2 separate regions of the Homo sapiens genome follow, and region 2 is linked to region 1. Evidence: read pairs that join two places in POLR2A ChIA-PET (ENCODE). Cell type or tissue: GM12878. All regions are shown on one strand. Links, peaks and the distances in the headings refer to the core of each region. The heading gives the core; the rest is flanking DNA.

Region 1 (5,215 bases), core at 216-5,215:
TTGAGGGTGAGTGCTGGGGTATTGTGAAGCAAATCAGTGACAACATATTTTACCCATGGATACTTTAGTGCCATTAATAAAAACCCCTAGGTTATTCTATTAATTTGAAATCTACTATAAATCTATCTGATGAATAAATCAAACAGATTTTAACAAATTGCTTCTCTTGCCAAAGTTTCCCATTTGCTAGAACTAGAGATTATTCATCAAAATAGCTGTGACAGTAGAAACATACCACTTGTCTACACACACAACACATAGCATACTTAGAATAGGAATAGATCTCTGATTTGATGTCCCAGTAATTTAGAGATTGATGATATCCTACCGATACTTTAAGGAGCAGACATTTTAAAACGATGGTACAGACCCACTAGTCTGACCTTTTCTCTGTTAGTCACAGTTGGGCTGTGGTCATTCCCGGAGTCCCTAAGATTAGAACAGGTAATGGGTCACCTGTGTGACCTGCACCAAGGCCAGCCCCACCGCCCCCGGCCACAGAAATAAGATCTCTCTCTCTCTCTGTCTGTCTCTGTGTGTGTATGTATGTGTGTATGTCTGTTTCTGCCTCTCCCACATCACATACATACATACACACACACACACACACACACACAGTGCCTCACTGGGAAGAAATGAGCAGGTATGGAGGAGACATTCTCAGAGATGGATCTCTACTGTGCTCCGTCTTGACTTATTTGCTGTCAGTGCTCCAAGGGATGAGCTCTGGAGGTCATCAGTAACTTGGTCAAACATCCACAGCTACTTCTTCATCCTTCTGATCCAATCAAGAGATTCCTATGCTGAAGTTTTACCTTTCAGGAAAGGCTGAACTAAATATGTAAATAATGAAAGTAGACCCTGTTCTTGGGGGTAAAATGCTGCATAAGTACATTCTTTATTGTTATATCATAGATTTTAGATTAGAAGTGGCAGCCTAGGGCAGTCATTGATTATCTTCTTAGGGATAGGGGTTAAATCACATTATCATTGCAGTGCTGACGTGTAGGACACGGAGGTTCATAAACATCCCGTGGAGTAGCACCCAGCACATAGCTCTACTGGGTCCTTTTGCGAACAGGCAAACCATGGAGCCTTGCTGAACCCTGGATGAACTGTGTACCTCCTTCTCTTGCCACCTCCTTCTTTCTATTTTAATAGCTATTCCTATTTTTATACACATCTCCTCTTAAAGAGTTACTTAGCTGCTAGATTTACCTCAAGGATTGAGGCATGTAAAATTTATTTTTAAATATAAAATGGGGGTTCACAGAAAACCCCTAATCCATTTCCAAAGCCATCAGCTTTAGAGCTGACTTTCCTCTTTCTCCCCTGAGCAACTTCCTTTTCCTGATCTTCTGAGGGAATATCCCTCGTCCCACAAATGCTCCAGCACCTCCTAATTTAATACCCTCAAGTTGTATATATACCAGGAAATAAACTCATAATCTCCATCCTAATCAGTTTGTAATATAAAAGGAAGAACAAAATTCCCAAACTTTAACCCTATGGCCTTTTCAGTGTTTATTGATGAGTATATTGCAAACACCTGGGTAGCCAGAGCACCTCTGCTTCACTCCTCTGCTTAGAAGCAGCTTCTGCCACACATCCAGGATTATGTAATACATATCTGTCACGGTCCACAGGACCAGCGGACTTTAAAAAATAATGGTGACATAAAAACTCACAGTGGTAGCTATACCACGGAACCCTAGGTGAGAAGGCACCTCCACCCGCACACAGGTGTATGGACGCAAGGATGAACGTTCCGGCCGCACGCGTCCCACACACGGACGTGCACACGGGCGCCTCCGAATAGGCTCGCGGTTCCCGAAGCCGGCTCCGCGGACGCCTGCTCTGGCTCCGTGGGAAAGGCGCCTCCGCGGCGGGGCCCCGGGCAGCGCCAGACCCGGCGGGCGGCGGCGGCGTTGGCGCGGCCAGGCGAGGGGGGTTCCCGCAGCCCGCCCGCCCCGCCCCTCGCGCCCGCGGCTCCGCCTCGCCTAGCCATGGTGGAGCAGGGAGACGCGGCGCCGCTGCTGCGCTGGGCCGAGGGCCCCGCCGTCTCCCTGCCGCAGGCCCCGCAGCCGCAGGCGGGAGGCTGGGGCCGGGGCGGCGGCGGGGGCGCCCGGCCGGCCGCGGAGCCGCCCCGGAGGCGGGAGCCCGAGGAGCCGGCCGCCCCGGAGGTGCTGCTGCAGCCCGGGCGCCTGGAGCTGGGCGACGTGGAGGAGGACCAGGTGGTGGCCGTGTTCGTGGTCACCTTCGACCCCCGCTCGGGTGAGGGCCGCGCCGGGGCCAGGCGCGTGGGGAGGGTCGGGGTGCCCCCGAGCTTTGGGGGCGCGGGGGAGGGGCTCGCTGCGCGCGCACCTGCCCTCCCGGCCCCGCACCCCGCACCAGGGCCGGCCCCGGGCTCCCGGGCTTGGGGAAGGGCGGGGGTCGGCCAGTCCTCAGCTCTCTCCCTCGGGGCGCAGCTGGGTGCTGGCGCGCGGCCTCTCGGAGCGGCCCCGAGGGCTTTGTTCCAGCCCCGCCGACCTCCTCTCCCCTCCCCTCCTCTCCTCTGAGTCCCAGCCCCACAGTGGTGTTCGCACTTCAGTGACAGGGCATCCGGTTTGTGGCCACGTTGGGTTTTGTTTTCTTTTCTTGGGGGCTAGAAGATTTTTCACGTTGTGCGGAGGAAACCCCCCGGGCGAGCGCCCTGAGCTCCCCGCTCGCCCCCCATCCCGTCCCCCGCTCCCCGCTCGCCCCCCACCCCGTCCCCCGCTCCCCGCTCGCCCCCCACCCCGTCCCCCGCTCCCCGCTCGCCCTAGCTCCCCGTCGCTTCCTCTGGGGTAACTTTCCTAGCGGCCAAGTTCACTTTCTCTGACTGCATTATTTTGAGGAATTAACGCCGGGAGCATTAAGGGATGGGGCTGAGGGATTCAGCTGAAGGCTGATTAAAGGAGAAGCCTCCCCGGATAGGCTGTCTTTCGGAGATGCTTGGAGAATTAAAGTCTTATCCCACATAATCTTAGCCTAACCACCCGGCAGGGGGGTGTGCGTTTTCCAGGTGAGAGTCCACGGGGGACAGAAGGTGGAAGAACGACCCTGCGCGCCCAGGAAGCCTTGGAGGGTCAGCTAGGGACTTCTGACTCTGAGAGTGGCTCTGCTGTTCGGGGTTGGGGGAAGGAGGTGTCATCGCAGGAGTCGTGGTGTCAGGGCTTAAGGAAACCCAGGTGTGACTGTCAATGTCTCCAGGGCAGCTGCTGGAGTGTGGAGTGCCTGTTCGTGCGGGAAAATATTGGCTGCTTTCTGGGATGAGGTGGGATGGAGTGGAGAAAAAAAGGGGTTAGGATCTGGAGAAGGGGAATCTGGTATGGCAGCTGATGATGGGTTCCAGGCCGGTAATTTTGGGGTTCTCAGCTGTAGGACACAGGAAGAATGTGGGATTCACTGTGGAGCTCCATTTGCAGGGACAGAGTTTGTGGGGACAATTCAGGCCTTTGTGACTTCTGCTTGTTTCTTTGCCACATTCCATGGCTTTCAAACTCTTTTGACTGATCTATCATGTGAAGTTAATTTTACATCACAACCAATATGCTCACATACACGTACAGTACTTATGTAACTGAAATAGACATTTCATGAAGTAGTGCTGACTCCTTCTACATGTAATGCATTCTTTTTTCTCTCTCTTTTTTTTTTTTTTCAGACAGTGTCTCACTCTGTCGCCTAGGCTGGAATGCAGTGGCTCTTTTCTCTTTTTTTTAAGTGTTCATCACACATGCTGGTTGACTCGCATTTGAGATTCCTAGATACCAGTAGTTTGAAAAGTATTGGTCTTTTTTGACCAAAGTTACCCGTAATGCTAGACAAAAACCAATACTTTGTAACTAATCATATTGCTTATACTGTACCCCATCATTTACAGGTAAACAGCTACCAGCATTTGACTTATCCTGGGAAATATTTCAGAGTAACTAGAAGGAATAGAAAGGGCACATTCACACGGTCTGATTTAGTATTGGTAGCTCCAGTGGTAGAGTCTTAGGGAAGGGAAAGAGAAAAGAAGTTTTATACTAATTACAGACAGATAGGGTGGATAATACTGATAATTGATCAATTATTGATATTGGCCAATTGATATCTATCAATTGATAAAAGCGCCAGAGGGCTAGTACCTGCCCCCATTCCTTGTCAGTCACAGGCAGTGAGCATGGCTTTGTGAATTTGTGTATACGGAGTGTGTGTGTGTGTGTGTGTGTGTGTGAGTGATGGTTTTCAGACTAAGGCTACTGTGCAAAGAAGGGATTGTAACACATTTAGACATTTTGTGCAGGCATTTTACTATAATGCTGTTTGATTTATTCTGATCACTGCTCTGTAATTTGATGATCATTTATACCCAATTTGTAAATGAGGGAACATACCAGGGATGGTTAGGTAATTTGGGAATATTAAGTAGCCAATAAATACTTGACTGTAAGTCCCATTGTCTTTCTAGTATACTATGCTGCCTGAACCCCTGCTCCCTGGCACCTGATCCTTACTTATCCAGGGATGGAGGAGAAAGGAGGGAGGAAGAGAGAGCGCAGTGTGAGAGGGAGCACTTGTAACTTGTGTTTTTTTTGTGTTTTTTTGTGGGGGGAAAGCAGTCCTTTACTGACCATAAATGTGTTTGTCTCTTTTGTCATCTATCCTAGTCCTAAATGGCACTTTGCTTCCTGTAAAAATACTCTGATAGACCTTGTACCATATAATTTTATTTTATATATATCTTAAAAGTAGGAGATGTAGTGAATGAATGCTACTGAGCTTCTGAGGGCCTCAAGGTTAGCACTAGGACAGGGCCCTCAGAGAGTGCCTGATGTACCCCTTGTGTGATGGTTCCGGTGGAGTGAGGCCCATAGTGGCACAGTGAGCTGGACCATCACTGGCCCAGCATCTTCCCCCCTTTACTGCTGAGGCAGATCTGCTATTTGTTCCTATTTAATATTGGCCCACCCAGACTTTTGCCCCTCCTTCGCCTGTGTTGCCAAAAGCGATAAAGTGAATATTGACTTCTTTACCAAAATTAGAGCATATTTTAGAAGTTCTTACATAGGTGTGATTTGTCTGCTGTTTAGTTTCTCTCGCTGGCCTGCCTGCTTAGCCACTTCCCCATGTCTCTCCCACCTGTGTCCTCAGTTTCCACTCCTAGGAGATCCTTCCTCCCCCCACCCCACACCCACCTCAACCCTCC
Region 2 (5,491 bases), core at 291-5,290, 1.5 Mb after region 1:
CCATTACCCAACTAGGAAGTGGCCCCATGAGCAGAGGACTCAAGCTTCTAGTGTACTCAGCCACTGGAGGATGATCCTTTTGTGCTGAGATTCAGTTTACGAGTTCTATTATGGGGGAAGTTGGGGGCTTCCTGGTCTCAATCTATCTAAGGCCAGCTTGTCCAGCCCATGGGCTGTCTGCGGCCCAGGACAGCTTTGAATGTGGCCCAACACAAATTTGTTAACTTTCTTTAAATGTCATGAGACTTTTTTGTGTGATTTTATTTATTTATTTTAGTTCATCAGCTATTGTTAATATATTTTATGTGTGGTCCAAGACAATTCTTCTTTTTCCAGTATGGCCCAGGGAAGCCAAAAGATCGGACACCCCTGATCTAAGAAGAAGGAGGAAAGGACTGGCTGGATCAATGGGAGAGGGAGAAGAGATAAGGCTCAATTAGTGAGCAGGGATCTGTGCAAAGGAATCAGGACATAGGCACAGCAGCACCACAGGGTGACAGGTGTTAATGTGGGGGCTGAGGGGAGGGAGCAAGAGTACCTTTCAGTGGGTGTGTGTTCAGGGAGAAATGAAGAGAGTTGGGGCTGTTGCAGAGTTGAATTGGGAGCTCTGGGAGCAAGTGTACCAGTCAGTATTATAGGAAGGCAGCCATGTTAAGACACAGGACCTGCAGGGTGGCCAATTTGTTTTAAAGTATATGACAATAACACTCCACAGTTTTAACAGTTTGTTGGGCTAAATTGTGTTCCTCCTACTGCTACTGCCCCCCGCATTCATATGCTGAAGTCCTTACCCCCAGTACCTCAGAATGTGACCTTATTTGGAAATATGGTCATTGCACATGTAATTAGTTAAGATGAGTTCATACTGGAGTAGGGTGGTCCCTGATCCATTAGGCCAGGTGCAGTGGCTCCTGCCTATAATCCTAGAACTTTGGGAGGCTGGGGTAGGAGGATCGATTGGGCCTAGGAGTTTGAGACCAGCCTGGGCAACATAGTGAGACACTATCTCTACAGAGAATACAAAATTTTTAACAAACTAGCCAGGTGCAGTGTCATATGCCTGTGGCCCCAGCTTAACTCAGGAGGCTGAGGTAGGAGGATTGCTTGAGCCAGGGAGGTCAAGGCTACAGTGAGCTATGATTGCACCACTATACCCCAGCCTGGGTAACAGAATGAGACCCCATCTCAAAAATAAAAATAAAAACTAAAGAAGGAAATTTGGGCACAGATATGCACACAGGGAGAATGGCATGTGAAGATGAAGGCAGAGATCAGGGTGCTTCTTCTACAAGCCAAGGAACCCCATAGATTGCTGGCAACCACCAGCAGCTCAGGGAGATGCCTGGAACAGATTCTCACTCACAGCCCTCAGAGGGAACCCATCCTGCTGACATCCGGATCTCGGCCGTCCAGCCTCCAGAACTGTGAGACAATGCTTTACTGTTGTTTAAGCTGCCTAGTCTGTAGTACTTTGTTACTTTGCTCTAGCAAAGTAATACACATGGCAACGTATCTGATGACAGCTCTAGCTGTGATAGAGCCCTGAGGTTTTTGAAACCTGCCTTTGTAGAGGCTGAGAAAATCTGTTTTCTTTCATTTTCCTTTTCTTTTTTTTTTTTTTTTGGTTTCTTTTTTTGAGACAGGGTCTTACTCTGTTGCAAAGACTGGAGTGCAGCAGCGTGATCATGACTTATTGCTGCCTCTACCTCCCAGGTTTCTCAGTAGCTGGGGCTGCAGACACACACCACCTGCCTGGCTAATTTTTTAAATTTTTTTTAGAGATGAGGTCTCACTATGTTGTCCAGGCTGGTCTTGAACTCTTGGGCTCAAGTTATCTGCCCACCTTGGTCTCCCAAATTGTTGGGATTACAGGTGTGAGCCACCATGCCTGGTCAGGACTTGTTTTATATAAAATTATCTCTAACAGAATGCTACATGTACATAGCTATAAAAAGCAAAGTAGAATAAATACATAAAAAGTATAATGAAAAATTACAATTGCGCTTAGCCTCTTGTTCCCCAAGGCTGTCTTCCTGAAGGCCGGCACTGCCAACTCTGTAGCCATTTTTCTTGTATTTTCCACCATTTTTCTAAACAATATGCTTACATTACTATTTCTTTTCTTTCCTTTTTTTTTTTTTTTTTTTTTGAGATGGAGTCTCACTCTGTTGCCCAGACTGGAGTACAGTGGGGTGACCTCAGCTCACTGCAGCCTCTGCCTCCCAGGTTCAAGCAATTCTCCTGCCTCAGCCTCCCAAGTAGCTGGGATCACAAGTGTGCGCCACTATACTTAGCTAATTTTTGTATTTTTAGTAGAGATGGGGTTCCACCATGTTGGCCAGGCTGGTCTCGAACTCCTGACCTCAGGTGATCTGCTTGCCTCAGCCTCCCAAAGTGCTGGAATTACAGGTGTGCTGGAATTACAGGTGTGAGCCACCACGTCCAGCCACATTACTGTTTCTTGATTTTCGACTTTGCACACTACTTGTTAACTTCCAATCATGGTAGCGGAGGAAACGCTCTCCTTCCTATACCCCCTTCTGTATCCTTGTATTCCAGTACTTTATGAAATAAATGACAACTGTTCACATTATTAGGAGGAGGTATGTAGTGTTAGGAGGGGGCATGGCTCACCTCTGAGCCATGTAGTGTTCTAGGACAACACTCTGTGATTAAACAACCCTTTTCTCCTTCTGGACTTAATGGCAGTTTCTTTTTTGCATTTGTCTGATTTTCTCTGAACCTATGTGTTCCCCCATTGCCCTAGCACCTCTGCCACACTGCAATCAACAGTATTTTTTGACTCTGAATGCTTTATTTTTTTTTCCCTAGGTGGTCCCTCTGGCCTCCTCCTCCAACGTGGACAGAGGTGCCTTAGGCTGCAGCGTGGCCCAGCTCCTGAGAGGGAGGAGGAGGTGTCTTTTGAAAGTGGCCAGCAGTTTTCTGGGTTTGGAGGTGGATGTTTCAGTTCACTGTGGGGGTGAAGTCCTTTGGTTTCATGAAGGCCTCCGGGACAGGCAGCTGTGCTCTCTTGTTGTTCCCCTCTGAGGGGCTTCACAGTTCTGGCTTGGGCGTGTTAATCAGGCATTCAGGCTGAGGCAGTCCTGAGTCCAGGGGAGATGTTGTCTGAAGGTGTGAACGGCTGAGCTCACTCCTGTGGAAACTGATGTTTTTGTCAGTGGTTGTTTTTTTGGCAGGGTGTGGGAGTTGTTGCTGAAAGTTGCTTGCAGGAGATAACGGAGTGGCTGAGGGTGGAAGGTGCATTTTCTCCATCCGTGCACAGAATCAGCACTGCTGGGTCACGCAGGGTGTAGGGATCTAGAGCACCAACGGAGCCCCGGACCTGGAGCCTGGCAGCCCCATGGGCACTGTGTCTTAGAGGTAGTGGCCCCAAGGCTCGTATTGGTGGACCTCAAGCCACAGAAGACAGGCCAGAGGAAGGATACAATGATGACTGGGACTGATTGGTTCAACAGATGTCGGGGACCCTTTTGAGGACTCCCTGAAAGACCCAGGGAATACTTCTGCAGGGCTGGGGCTGAGGGCCTGCGCTCATCAGGGGCCTCAGAATCGTTGTGACATGGGGTATCCGTGCAAAGGGATCTCACGTCTCCCCAGACTGCTGGACACTGGGTGTATGAGCATATTCCCTTCAGAATGATTCACAGCGATAGGCAGGGTATTTTTACCCCCATTGACAGCCAAAGAGTCTGAATCTCAAAGAGGCTTCAGTCCTTAAGTGGCAGAAGTGGAATGAGACCCCAGGTCAGGTGCTTTCCCACTTCCACAGAAGATAGAAGTCACGTTGCTAGAAAGTAACAGGGGAAGTAACGGTCCCATTGGACCATTTAGGGTCCTAGGAATGAAATATTTATTATGTTCAGTTCTGGGAATCGCGTTTTAAGAGAAGCAAGAACTTACTTCCTACAGGGAAATCAGGTTCGTGAAAGAGACCGGGGGTGCCTTTTCTGGCTTTTGTAACATCAGAGGGTCCTCCCCAGTCAGTGTTAGCAGCCCTGGGAAGCAGAGTTCTCTAGGGCTTCCAGACTCGACCCCAGTGTTGTCACCGGGCACCATGGTATGCTCAGTGCCATGGGCAAGCGTGGCTGTCATCTGCCCAGGGCCGTCGCCTGTGTAGCTAACGTCCTCTGTAGACAAGCACCCCTCTGTTGCAGCCTCATAAGCAAGGTGATTGTAGATGTCATGCCTGACTAGTTCACCCTTCTCAGGAAGTGAACTTCCTTTTTACTCAGTTTCACAAATATGGGGGTTCATGCAGTCTCCCCTCCCATCCCAGCCAGCTGCCCTGACAGTGGGATAAGGCGCTGACAAGCGGCCGTGTTCCCTCTGCGAACAGGGACAATGTCCCCATGAGTGCTCCCTTCCCAGCTCTGGGGCTAGAGTGTGAAAGGCAGGGTAGCGCTTTAGTGACTGGGGGGCTGTTGATCTCAGACACCAGCTGCTGTGATTCCTAGGACACTTCTTATCAGTGGGACACGAATGGGGGACTCCCACGTTCTGGTCTCTCCAGTCAGGTTGAATTTGTTGTTTTGTTTTTATTTTTGTTTTGAGACAGAGTCTGGCTCTGTCGCCCAGGCTGGAGAGCAGTGGCGTGATCTTGGCTCACTGTAACCTCTGCCTCCCAGATTCAAGCGAGTCTCCTGCCTCAGCCTTCTGAATAGCCGGGATCACAGGCACACGCCGCCACACCTGGCTAATTTTTGTATTTTTAATAGAGACGGGGTTTCACCATGTTGGCCAGGCTGGTCTTGAACTCCTGACCTCAGGTGATCCGCCTGCCTCGGCCTCCCAAAGTGCTGGGATTACAGGCGTGAGCCATTGCGCCCAGCCGAATTTGTTGTTTTTTAACAGGAAAATCCTTACTGAAGTTTCAAGATTCCCATTCTAATGATTTTTAAATCTCTATTGAATTCAATGAATTCAAATCTCTCTCTCTTTTTTTTTTTTTTTTTTTTTTTTTTTTGTGAGACAGAGTCTCGCTCTGTCGCCCAGACTGGAGTGCAATGGCATGATCTTGGCTCACTGTAACCTCTGCCTCCTGGGTTCAAGCGATTCTCCTGCCTCAGCCTCCTGAGTAGCTGGGATTATTGGCACATGCCACTACGCCTGCCTAATTTTTGTATTTTTAGTAGACACAGGGTTTCACCATGTTGGTCAGGCTGGTTTCGAACTCCTGACCACACGATCCGCCCACCTCGGCCTTTCAAAGTGCTGGGATTACAGGCGTGAGCCACCATGCCCGGCCTCTAATCTGTTTATGTTTACAGATTTGTTTTTGCCTCACTCACAGCTACTATTTGTATTTTTACTGAGCTTCTTTGGACAAGGTTAAGGAGCTTCTTTTCCTGACTTCTGTTGATTTTTGGTGCTCCGTGTTTGGAGTTCATAATTACACAACCTCAGGGGTTTTCTGGGGTTAGGGGAAAACAGCAGCTTGAAGGCTCAGGAAGTGGCTGGAGTTCTGGAAATA

Evidence for each region. ChIA-PET counts read pairs that join two places held together with the same protein. Peaks named below come from ENCODE experiments on the same cell type or tissue, not always from the same donor. Only the 100,000 strongest peaks of a DNase experiment are listed, where the experiment ranks them.
Region 2: POLR2A ChIA-PET joins it to region 1 with 10 read pairs; 2 of 35 experiments call an interaction of 5 or more read pairs at or near these places.

Annotation. Positions count from the first base shown.
Region 1 is chr7:141,698,945-141,704,159 of GRCh38, reverse strand. It overlaps DENND11 (DENN domain containing 11), which reads left to right and starts at 1,994. Exons shown (of 9, transcript NM_001080392.2): 1 at 1,994-2,274. The coding sequence starts at 2,007. It overlaps WEE2-AS1 (WEE2 antisense RNA 1), which reads left to right. Exons shown (of 4, transcript NR_199841.1): 4 at 1-157. In GM12878, for the core only: no CTCF peak of the experiment used is centred there; a DNase peak (open chromatin) is centred at 2,579; H3K4me3 peaks cover 2,858 bases; H3K27ac peaks cover 847 bases.
Region 2 is chr7:140,221,695-140,227,185 of GRCh38, reverse strand. No RefSeq gene overlaps it. Among named protein-coding and RNA genes, the nearest start is that of KDM7A-DT, 47 kb to the right of the region's middle. In GM12878, for the core only: no CTCF peak of the experiment used is centred there; no DNase peak of the experiment used is centred there; H3K27me3 peaks cover 158 bases.